Regions from separate parts of the Mus musculus genome. Here regions 2 and 3 are each linked to region 1. The links are chromatin contacts, found by Hi-C or POLR2A ChIA-PET in ENCODE. All regions are on one chromosome and are shown on one strand. The core of a region is the stretch at or near the end of the contact, and the rest is flanking DNA. Distances in the headings are between cores, read along the strand shown. Region 1 holds the start of Klhl23 (kelch-like 23). Region 2 holds the start of Ccdc173 (coiled-coil domain containing 173). Region 3 holds the start of Ssb (Sjogren syndrome antigen B).

Region 1 (4,017 bases), core at 331-2,830:
AACAGCTCGGTGACAATGGAAGATTATGCCTGAAGGACACTGAAGGGTAATATCAGTAAATAGTCCATCCATGTAAAACGTTCTGAATGCATCCAGAAAATCCACTGGATGCGACGAATCCTTGAAATGAAAAATGTAATCTTCTTGTCCTTTTAGAGCCATGCTGCAAAAAATACAAACACGTTTTCAGCTTTGTGTATTAACTCTAATAATTAATGTTAAAAATTCCGATCACCAGACATGGATGGCATCAGGCATATTCCAAAACTAGACTAAAATCAGATGCCCAAACACCATATGCAAAATGCGCTGAACTATTTATACGATGGTCTATTTAAAATCAGATTAACTAAATGAGGATTTTTTTTTTCCAGTTATCCATTTGTTGAGAGATCCTAGCTTACTACCCCCAGCCACCCAGTATCTGCACTGTCCCAGTCTGGCAGTTCCTGAGAGTCCCCAGGCCAAGTGTCCGAGGGGGTCACCCCGCCGCAGCCCGGCCCCAATTCGCCGTTGTTGGTTCTCCCCCTCCCCCCTCGATTTCAATTCACACTGAGATGCCACCAAGATGGAGAGAATCTCAGAAAAGGGATCCCTGCGCTCTGCAGCTTGCTGACAGCACAAGAGCGGCCGGGCCCGAGCTAGCTTCTGCAGCCCGCGCTAGCGCCTGGGCCCGGCCGGCGTTCCCGCCGGGAGAGCGCCCCGCCCCGGGGCCCGGCGCGGGGGTTCGGCTCCCGGGCGTCGCGCGCCGCCGTTGGCCGATGCCCGCGGCCTCTGCCCGGCCGGGTGCGCAGGTGTGGACGGCCCCGCGGCACCCACGCGCCCGCCCTCGCCACTGGGCCCGCACCGCACGGCCATTGTCTGCGCCCCGGCGCGCGTGGGCTGGGGGTGGCGGGGCCTCGTCTCCCGCGCTGCCCGTTCGCCTCTCTGGCCGGCCCCGGGCCGCCGGGCTCCGACCTACCTCGCTGGCGGCGCGGAACGCAGACTCCGGACTAGCGGCCGGCGGGGGCGGGGGCGGGGGCGCCTCCCGACCCTCTGACCATCTTTGGTAGCGCGCGGCGGGGCGCGGCGGAGGCCGCCTGCTAGCGCAGCTCCAGCCCACGAGCCGCTCCGGCTTCGGTGGCCCGCGGCTTCCCGCCTCCGCCCGCAGCCCCCCGCAGCCCGGGCGCCGCAGCGTGGGCTCCCGCAGCAGGTGGGCCGCGTCCACGGTCAGCCCCGCTCCTCTCGCGCGCGCACGCCCATCGCACTGCCTGCTAGGAGAAAGCCGGAGTCCCCAGCCAACGCCGGAGGGGAGTGTGTACCCTTACCTTCTCTGTCCTCTTGCCGGCCCTGGCCCTTGGCGTGCGGGGAGAGAGAAAGTGCCGAGAGAAGAAGGCGAAACTACGGTCTTCTATTAGGGCTGCCTTCAAATGCCACAAGTAGCTGCTTTCCCATAAACTCCATGCTGCCTCCAGCAGAGCGCGCAGGAAGGAGCTTTGGGGCTGCTTAAGCACACTAGGAGTTAACCTGGAAGCTTCCAGGGAAAGTGGGGGTAGCCTAGGTCAAGGCTGAATCCAGGCACCTAAGATTCTCGAGTTACTGTTGTAGAACACAAGCAGCTAAAAGGGGCAAGCTCCAGCCTTCTGGTGATGTCCATTGTGCCACACCAGAAAGTCCACTTTCTTATTGCAACAAAAGCTAGTATCAAATGTTTTTAGCCGCAAGATTTTGAATAACTTCCGAGCACCTCATAAAGTCCGGGAAAAGGTAATTAGGTTTGAAAGATGGTCCATGGCTGTCAGGGAGCTTACTGGAAGGAGGTCGCGGCAAACCAGGACCGGAGAGCTAAGGTTGTTCTTAAAGTAGTGTTGAAAAGAAAAGAGTAAGTAGACAGATACGTAATGGCCATACCTTACATGATGGGAGAACGCTGAAACTCCTAAGCGCCGAAAGCCAAGCCACAACCTGTGTTGAAATTGCACCAGAACAACCAGGAAGCCAACTTGGGTTTCTACCCCCACTTCCTCTTCAGGACCAACCAGGGAAGTATAAATATGCCAAAAAACGATCACTCTGTTTGTAGCCCACCCCCGGCTTTCCCAGCCAATAGCCTCCAATCAGATATCTGGGGTAGCAGAGGTGGAGGCTACTACTCTCCCCTCCCCCTTGCTTTTTCCTCTTCTTTTTCTTCTATTTTTATCCACGCTTCTCATGTCCCTGCTTTGAGCCTCTGGGAAGGACGAGTGATGGTGATTGGCCTTCTTGCCAAGCAAGCTCTGAACAAGTAACATGCTTGTTCTTCTTTGAGTGGGTTTAATTTAATTCCACATCTTAGTGTTGATCCCGGGGGAGTGTTGTGTAGAACTTCACAACCCTCACCCCAGATTTCAGAAATCTTCATTCTGTCCAAGAGCACCAAGTGATTCTTAGAAAACAACCTAAAACAAACAAACAACCAACAAAAACAAAACAAACAAAAACATGATATGGTTTATATCTTAGAGTCTGGTCAACAATTTAATACCACAGCAAGAAAGCAAAAGAGTCTTCGATTGGGGGGCTAAAGTTTACTCTGCCACTTGCCACTTAACATACAGCCTAGAGCAAACTACTAGACACACACGCGTGCGCACACACACACACACACACACACACACAAGCACACACACACAGAAATAATTTTTAAAATGTATTGTGTGCATGTGTGTGTGATCGAAATCGCGCTTGCAACATGTGTGTCTGTAATGTGTGAAGAGCCTGCAGAGACCAGAAGAGCGATACCATTGGATCCCCTAGAACCAGAGTCACAATGACTGTAAGCTGCTATGTAAATTCTGGGGCCCAAATCCTGGTCCTTTGCAATTGCAACAAGTGCTCTGAGCCTCTGAACCACCTCTCCAACATACAGAAAGAAGTCGTAAGAAAATATATATTGTAGGCTCTATACTAACTTATAGAATCTCAAAAATATGATCAATATATGCATAATATATATGTATATGGGGTAGAAACATACGTATAACAGTATATGATCAATGACTCTTGATAGAGAGGTTCACTGTATTGTCATTTGTGCAGACTTTTTTCAGATTATTATAGGAACCAATTAGAACTTTTGCTTCCAAGCTGTTGGTGCTGTCACAATCCTCTAATCTTAGCAGAGTAGGCTGAGGCAGGAAGATCCCGAGTTTGAGACTGCCCCACTGAAAATGGTAAGGCCCTGTCGCAAAACAAAATATTTGCTTATAGTGATTCCTAGTTCTGCTTAAAAACATGTTTCCTGAGGCTAGGGATAAAGACCAATGGCTAAGGTGCTTACCTCACAAACATGAGGACATGAGTTGAGCTCCCACAATGCACATAAAAAGCAGGGTGACATGTGCTTGTAATCCCACACTCAGAATGCAGAAAAAAAAATGGATCCCCAGGGCTTACTGACAAGCCAGTCTGACCCAGTCCATCAGCTATAGCCCCAGGGAGAGACACTGGTTCAAAACCAGGATAGGCAGTTCCTAAGGAGCAGCAACAGAGGCTGGCCTCTGGCCTCTATGCACAAGCACACCATGTGTTAGTCAGCCTCCCCTTGCCAAGGCAAGCACAGACCCTGGGGCACACTGCAAGGGTAGTTGTTTTTCACCCAGTGCCTTATCAAAGAGACCTCAGGTTCATTTTCCAGCAGGGAAAAAAAAGCCACACCAAACAAAACCCAAAGAGATCACTGCAAAAGTGAGTGGATCTGACACTTTCCAGACTCACGAGATGAACACATAAAACAAATAATGACAGAAAACAGACCAGCCAGGATTCCAAGCCTTAATAGAATAAAGGACCAACCAGAGATGAGACTCGATGATTCTGAGCTTGGCGTAGAGTAGACAGTGTCACCTTTCGAAGGAATCCTGGTTCCTAAACATAATTATTTTTATCTCATTAATACATTACTAAGTATAGCCTTGCCATTAGATGCTAGATATGCTAATTGTGGTATCCTAATCAGCATGAGTAGGTGGTAGGTAAAGAAAGACATTTTTATATACT
Region 2 (3,905 bases), core at 93-2,592, 33 kb after region 1:
GAAATATAAGACCATATGAGAACGTTACTGAGATATTTTATGAGGTTCAATACTTGTAACTAATTTGGTAAAACTCCTGATAATTTTCACTGAGAGACGTGGTCTACACAGCTTCTGCCTTCTAAGTTATATACTCTGCCCCAGTTGCTTCAAGGATAACTCTAGAGTGAACAGGTTAAAGGGCACCTGTGTTGTCCCTTGTGGTGAGGTCCCTCAGCTCAGAGTTTCTGTCCCGTGAAGGAACTTCCTGCTCACTCTGCGTTATCTTGTGGGAAGAGGGCCTTAGGAAGAGAAAGGTACAATTTGCTGGGGATGCAGCTAGCACTGTGTAATTCACCGATCTCTCGCTAGGCGTCGTGCTCCCTCACAAACTATGCAAGCGGCTGTTGGCCTACAAAGACAGTTCAATCCCTGACCTTTCCAGCCCTGCGGAGCTTTCAACTCGCTTAGCACAAGTACACAAAAGTTCCGTCTCCAGAAATTTTTATTAATCCTTCCATACTTACCAGCATTATTACAGTGGAACATCTCTGATAGAAAACCTGAGGAGAGATAGCACAACTATGCATTAGAACGTTCATTATTGAAAGTCGCACTTCCTTTAATTTAGTAATGAAATCAGCTGTACAGCGATATGTCAGGAGAGCCTCTGCTGAGATCAAGTGCCAGTCCACTTTTTGTGTCATTAGAGACTGACTGGTTCCCGAAGTACACTAATTACAAGTTATTTACCAAGCAGTTTAATGTATGTTAAAGGTATCAACGCGAATGTTCTGGGGACAACATTCAAGTTTTAATAGTCCTACGTAACAACTGACAGGGTCTCATATAGTCCTGACTATGCCTCATAAATCAAATCATTTAAAAACACCTTTTCTGTCCTTTAATCCTTGTGGCTCGGTGGTCAAAGGGCTGTCCTTCACCTCAGCCAGCGGGGCGCAGAGTAGAAGCTCGCACCCAGCCTGGGCCTCGACTCGCACACCGGCCGGTTCCAAACTAGCGCAGCGAGTGAGAAAAGCGGCAGCGGCCGAGCGGGACCGAGGGCTCCTCACTGACCCAGGCCTGGGTCGCAGCGGGCCGCCAGCATCAGCACCAGCGTCGGCCGGTTGGTTCTCGTGCCTTACGCAGCCGGTGAACTGCTAGCGCCGGCTCGCCCACTGCTCTGCACTGCGCACGCGCACACCCGGGCTTCGGGCCTCGGTTCAGCCGCGGACAGGGCTCCTTCCTGGTTCCTGGATTGGAGACTGACGTCACTTCCGGCGTGGTTGCTAAACAACCAAATGGTTTAGTTATCGCTCAGTAGCTGACTTCAGCTTGGAAGTAGTATCACCTGCTCTGGACTCGCGGGATCAGCTTTGTTAAAGATGCAGGTGCGCTTTGGACGGCGCTCCGGGCAGGCGAAGGAAAGCCAAGGTGAGCTGCCTTGGCCCGTGCCGGAGCTGGGGTTGTTGTTTCTAGAACCCCAGCATAGGGTGACAAAGTGAGGGCTTCGGTTGCCTTTTGAAATGGGCTTTAACCAAGTCGAAAGCAGTCCCAGCAAGCATCCTTGGAAGTTAGGCAGGTTGGCCTTCAGGTGAATGAGTGGAAAAAGGAAAGAGGACTAGGGGAGCGTAGCAGTAGAAAGAATAGACTAGGAGTAGAATAGGGGTAGAAAAGGCAGCAGTTAGAGCCTTACCCCAGCTGTAACTCGTCAGACACTCGGGGCACTTAAGCTTTGTAATTCGTTGAATAAATTTTGGAATGCCGTTTGGAAATGTTATTGACCTATCAAAATCTTTATAATGTTGCAGACCTGCTGAGTAATCTTTTCTAAAGCTCACGGAAAAACCTCAGTTCTTTCCACGCTAAAGTTAAAATTCTCCCCTAGTCAAATGCTTTGATAATGTAAAAAAAAAAAAAAAAATGATAATGAGGTAATTAAAGTGACCAATTAAAGTGACCTAAGATTTGATTTTTTTTCAAAGATGTGAGCAAGTAGGACTTCTAAAAACAAAGTCTTTCCACAAGTTTAATTGTTGTCATGGTAACTAATAGATTCTTGGAAATTTGAACTATCTTCACGTTTTGCTTGAGTTCTGTAGCAATAGCACCCTACCCCCACCCTGCACCCTAGGATAGACACAATCTGGTCAGTGGGAACATTAGGAAATTTGATTCATACACAAGGACATTGTAAAAGTAATTTTTATTCACCAGATGTAACTGTTGTCTTGGAGGCTTACTGCTGAATAAGCTCACCCTTTCTAGTTCTTTCTGAACTCTGGCCTCGATGGTTCAACACAGGTGTTCTGGCCCAAACTCCTCTGCAAGCTGACTGATTCAAACTGGCTTCTCTCAGCCTCTTTCTGAATTGCTCCACTTGGAAAAACTGCTGTGTATTGAGGAGAGATGCTTTCGAACAGTGGTTCTCAATCTCCCTAGTGCTGTGACCCTTTATTACATACAGTTCCTTATGTTGTGGCGACCCGCACCATAAAATTATTTTCTGTGCTACTTCATGATTATAATTGTATGAATTATGCTTAAATTATTATTATTAAATATCTGTGTTTCCCAGTGGTCTTAGGCGACCCTCATTCGACCCCCAAAGGTGCTGAGATGCACAGACTGAGAAACTGCTGCTTTAGAGGAAGCGTGCAGTCTGAAACGCTGGGGAAAGCTCACAGTGTTAAGGAAAGCATGCTAAGGAGAGAGAAGAAAAGGAGAATACACTCCTCTGATCAGTTCAGAAGAGTGAAGAGACTTAACATGTTACATGTTAACATGTTAACATGTTACATGGCTGTGCCCCATAAGGTTCTGCATTGGGGCAGGGATTCTGGGAAAGAGCATAAAGCAATAAAATCACGTATATGACAACATGAATGAATCTCAAAGTAATTCTTTTGAGTAAAATCTATAATAAAAGTAGTAGATGAGTGGTGGCCTAGTAGAGCCTAAGGAGGGATGGCAAGCAGTAAATGGGTGTGGGGACTGTTGGTGTCCTGTGGCCGTTATCTGAACTGTAATGATGGCTTTGGAGGCATATACTTATCAAATTTAATGAAATGGGTCTTATAAAAGAGCTAATTCTGCCTATCTCATTAGCATGACTCGAGGAGTTCTAGGATGGACCCTGAGAAAACGTGATTGAATCCCAACCCCACCAGCATGTTTGATCTCCACCCAGGCCGTAGACCTCACTCTCTTGATCAGGAGTTTTTCCACCAAGATCCCACAAAGTTCAATGTCTTGCCCAAGTTTACAAATGAAGGAAATCACCAAAGATTTGATCACTTCACTCTGATTTCATAAAGTCTCGTATTATCTCCCTCAGCCAATCTTAAGTTACACATTTGAGGCAATTTTCAGATACTACTATACTCCAGAAATTTCTGGAAAAAAAAGTCAGGTGAACTCTTCCTGAAAAGTATTTAAAAATTATGTTTCTTAATGCATTAGGAATGGATTGCTTTGAAAAAGAAGAGATTCCCTATCCACCCCTCCTACCTAGCAAGGTGGATCTCCAGCAGATCACCATAATCCCACACGCTGAGTGGGAGAGGATCCGGGATAGCCTCAACAGGTTGACAAGAGAAGCAGCAGTCCTTCGTGCAGAAAGAGCAGCAAAGAAGAAAATGCATGTGAAATCCCAAGAGTTGGTAAAACACTGGACTAACACATATGCAGTAAGTCTCAACCTTCCAGAACTCACATGCTTTGAACAATAACTGCTGCTTCTGAGTAGTGCCTTATACCTGGTATAGATAATGTTATGCTCAAAGTACCATAAATACAATGACACACCTTTTTAAGATCTTTAAGTAACATACCATAAATGACTCAGTTAAGGTGAACATTTTATTAAAATTTTGGCATGTACATGCCTCCAAAATGATCATTTCAGTTAAGACAACAAACGTGCT
Region 3 (3,974 bases), core at 668-3,167, 39 kb before region 1:
GGAATGTCTGTAATTCTTGAGACTTCTAACTTTGCCCTAATATGAATACATTCATATTAACTCCAAGAATCAAAGCTAAGCCAGTTGTTTGAAAAGCCCACATATCGCTATTAGATGTTCTGTTTTCATCTTAAGTTACAATTTAACAACACAAGAATCATACCTCAATTTGATGACAGATTTTGGCCTCCAAAGCAGTCATTTTTTCATTATCTCCATTTTCAGCCATTGTGGCTATCTGTAAAGTTTCTCACACTGGTAGGAAGGTTATTATTTTTATATAATAGTCAATACAAGAGAATGAGTAAAAAGTATGCCACTTTTTTTTTAATTTCAAGAATTCCTAACCTTACAGGTTTCCCTATGAATTCTCATACATCTCAACAAAGCAACACCTTGGATTATGGATGGAAAACTCAGATCAACAACCCCTCCTCCCAGTAAATCCTACTTTGTAACCAAACTCTTCATGTAGTTGGTAAAGCAAAGTTCAGCGATAAAAACAAAAAAGCAGAAAATGTCCACTTAACTACCCCTGAATCATTTCTAGCTTTAAAAATATCAGTATTATAGTCTGCCAGCAGTATATTCCTATAGCCCTCAATGCCAATTATTTGCGTTTCTTTTCAAATTAGTCACAGCTGACTTACCAAAACTTATTACTGGTAAAAATGAAAATAGAGTTCAGATATGAAAGTTACGGTGTTAGACACTATATAGGAGAATACAAGAAAAATGGGACCTTGTGAGCACAGATACAAAAAATTTTAAACTAGGGACGCTGGAAGGTAAGGATGTGCCTAAAACACTACTACACTGGTTAACTCTATAGCCACTTTCCTGTTTCACGGTCTGACAACAATCCTAGAATAAAGAGGGACTGTGATACTGGTTTGCTAGAAATCACAAACCGGATCTTCTGTCTTACTGGCTTTCAGCGCCTTACTAAACCACCCTACCATATTGTACGGAAGTATACCAGCTCTTGAAGAGTTTATCTGCAGCAGCTGAATATAGTTATGAGTTACTGTTGGTATATTTCTTGAGACATTGCTCAAAATGCTGGAGACTGCTGGCGATACACTGGTCCTGTAATGGGAAATCTACGAAGTACACGTCCCACTTCAGAATTTACTGTTACAGGCGCTGGTTTGTCTCCCACTACCAACAATCTCACTTCTCATTACTACAGAGACACAGGTCAATAACGACCTAGTTAGCCCCTGCAAGACTTCTGCGGCCTACCCAATTTAGGGACTGTTTCACACTGAAGACAGAATGGCAATGGCAGTTCTTTGAAGGAAAAAAAAAAAAAAAAAAAGATAGCGACGCTGGGAACCCAATAGCGGCCCCCACTTCTTCGGCCTCCAGTCAGTCCCCACAGAACCCTGTCGCGTTTAACCCGCACCGACCACCCTAAAGACTTAAATGGTCCGAAACATCCGCCTCTGGCCAGTCAGGAAAGGGGTGCAAGGAACAAACCGAAAGGACGCCGTGAGGATGCGGCGAGCCTCTGCCTAAAGGCCCCGCGAGAGCCGCATCCTCCCACACCGGCCCGCCGGGATCCCTGCCACGTGGAAAGCCCCAGGCGCCCGCATCTCTGGCCGGGGCCCGCTCCGTGGCCTCGCCGAGGCCCGCGCCCCCTCGGGCCGCGGTCCAGCACACGGCCACGGGCCGCGCGGCCCACGCGGCGGCGCGGAGAGGAAGGTGAGGCCTGCGCATAGCACAGCCCTTCGTACCTTCTCCTCAGTTTCCAAGAAGCTCACCTCAAAGATTCGGATCCCACGGTCACCACAGCTTCAAGAACAACGACAGAAGCGCCTGGACTTCCGAGCGCCGGCGGGCCAGCCAAACGCGCTTAAAGATGGGGGCTTTCCCGGCAGCCCTTGCGGACAGGTGGGCGTGGCCGCGGACGCAGTGGCCCGGCTCTGCTTTCCACGCACGCGCCGTTACCGCAGCCTCCCACAATCCTCGGAGGAGGAGTCCCGCCCTCCCGCCCGAGAAATTGTTAAATTGCTCAGCAGAATGTTAGGGGCTGACAGGAAGTGTTTTTGTGGAGATCTTTGTTTTTAATGTGTTTCTGGGCAGTATGTTCGAGCCTTCCCTTCTTTCTTCTGTAGCGCTTGGTTTTTCTTTTTTTCCCCCTTTGTCTCTTTTTTCCTTTTTTTTTTTTTGAGACAGCGTTTCCGTGCGTAGTCCTGGCTATCCAGGAACTCGCGCTGCTCTGTAGACCAGGCTGACCCTCAAACTCCTCCTGCCTCTGCTGAGACACTCGCCTACCTCTTCCGGGAGTGCTGGCATTATTAAAGGGGTGCGCCAGCACGCTTGGCCTTTTGCAATGTATTTGACTTGCATGGTGTTGTGGTTTTGGAAAAAAATTAAAAAACCATACAGTTGCTTGGTTTCCGACAGGCTAGCTCTCTGAAGCACAAACTGGCCAATGATTCGAACTCCTGCTTCAGTACAAAGTGCTGGGACTTCACCTACATCACCAGGCTCTTACTGCTCCCCCTCTTGCTGCTGCTGTCTATCTTTGCTTGTTTTGATGTTGGAGTCTGACTCAATGAGTAACCCAAGCTGATCCCAAACTATGCTTCTGCCTCCAGCCACCCTAGTGCTGGGATTACAAACAAATCTTTTTAAAAGTCTCTTGCTCCCAGCACTTGGGAGGCAGAGGCAGGCGGATTTCTGAGTTCGAGGCCAGCCTGGTCTACAAAGTGAGTTCCAGGACAGCCAAGACTGCACAGAGAAACCCTGTCTCTAAAAACCAAAAACCAAACCAAAACAAAAAAGTCTCTTGCTAGGAAAGAAGTACATTTAGAATAGTTTGAGAGACTTCACACTTAAGTCAGGACTGCCACTTTTTACATAACAATTTTAACGTTTTAGAGGTGCAATTTCCTTATGACATCATCTTTTTCCTTCAGTGTTCCTGGAATATAAAAATTACTTTCACAAAATAACTTCATAATCTCAGAGCATTTTGGAAGTTCCCAAACAGATAAACTCTAAAATTTGAAGAAGAAGAAGAAGAAGAAGAAGAAGAAGAAGAAGAAGAAGAAGAAGAAATGCATTTATAGGTTAACTATACATGCCATTTTGGCCAAAGAAAAAAGAATTTACTAGTATTATCCTCAGGTAGTTTTAACTTTAGATTAATTACATTCAATAAAAAAATTTTCAAGTTTCTACTTACTGTGAGACATAAATGCTAAATTTTCCTTTTTTAAAGATTTAAGTTTATGTACGGGTGTTTTGCCTGCATGGATAGACAGTGGAAAAATACCATGTGTGTAAATGCTCCCAACCTACTATAAATCCATTTCCAGGGACTCTAACACTCTCTTCTCATCTTTGTTGGGTCCTGCACGCTTACAGTGCACATACATACTCCCAGGACACACACATAAAATAAATAAATAAGCACTTAGATAACTTAAATGTTCATAATAGTAAGTTATGTGATTAAAAGAAAAATTAGAATCGACTATATGTGTACCACCAAATAATTAAAAAGTTAAATAATATATAGTGATAAAAACAAACTGATTTTCATTTACTGGTGTTTGTGAAATTCACAAGCACGGTGCTCAGAAGCAAAAGGTGTTTCACATAACCATTTTCTCCAAATACTGCAAATATTAATGTAATGTTGTATAAATTATATTAAATAATATAAAAAATCTTATTTCCTTCTACCATTCTCATGAGAATATAATAAAAGGTACCATTAGCAAAACTCAAGGAAATGAATTATCACCTTCAAAATATATGTTTTACACACATGCCCATACTACCTGTTATTGTAACCAGGTAAGTTTCACAGGTATGTCTACATCATTGTTCTACGATCAGAATTCAGCGTATTCATTTGAAGATTCTACAGTATTGAACAAGGAGAACTTCATAATTTTTTGGAGAGTGATTGTGGAAGAATTAAAAGTTGCATGTCAGTCACCATGAATGAAAAAATC

Evidence for each region. Hi-C counts contacts between places; a loop is a spot of excess contacts on that map. ChIA-PET counts read pairs that join two places held with the same protein, here RNA polymerase II (POLR2A).
Region 2: a loop to region 1 is called in a map of left cerebral cortex, with 2.3 times the contacts of the local background. The contact joins the promoter of Ccdc173 here to the promoter of Klhl23 in region 1. A Hi-C loop is called at or near these places in 2 of 37 maps with a recorded cell type or tissue (both left cerebral cortex). POLR2A ChIA-PET finds 5 or more read pairs at or near these places in 5 of 5 experiments (Patski and embryonic stem cell).
Region 3: a map of left cerebral cortex shows a loop between it and region 1 (4-fold over the local background). The contact joins the promoter of Ssb here to the promoter of Klhl23 in region 1. A Hi-C loop is called at or near these places in 9 of 37 maps with a recorded cell type or tissue (adrenal gland, heart and left cerebral cortex). POLR2A ChIA-PET finds 5 or more read pairs at or near these places in 2 of 5 experiments (Patski and embryonic stem cell).

The regions. Positions count from the first base shown.
Region 1 is chr2:69,819,933-69,823,949 of GRCm38, reverse strand. It overlaps Klhl23 (kelch-like 23), which reads right to left and starts at 1,580. Exons shown (of 4, transcript NM_177784.4): 1 at 1,308-1,580; 2 at 1-163. The coding sequence starts at 162.
Region 2 is chr2:69,786,923-69,790,827 of GRCm38, reverse strand. Ccdc173 (coiled-coil domain containing 173) reads left to right here and starts at 1,342. Exons shown (of 9, transcript NM_001077684.1): 1 at 1,342-1,413; 2 at 3,442-3,668. The coding sequence starts at 1,365. Phospho2 (phosphatase, orphan 2) reads right to left here and starts at 1,091. Exons shown (of 4, transcript NM_028521.2): 1 at 872-1,091; 2 at 507-542.
Region 3 is chr2:69,859,505-69,863,478 of GRCm38, reverse strand. Ssb (Sjogren syndrome antigen B) reads right to left here and starts at 1,917. Exons shown (of 12, transcript NM_001110145.1): 1 at 1,767-1,917; 2 at 164-255. The coding sequence starts at 229.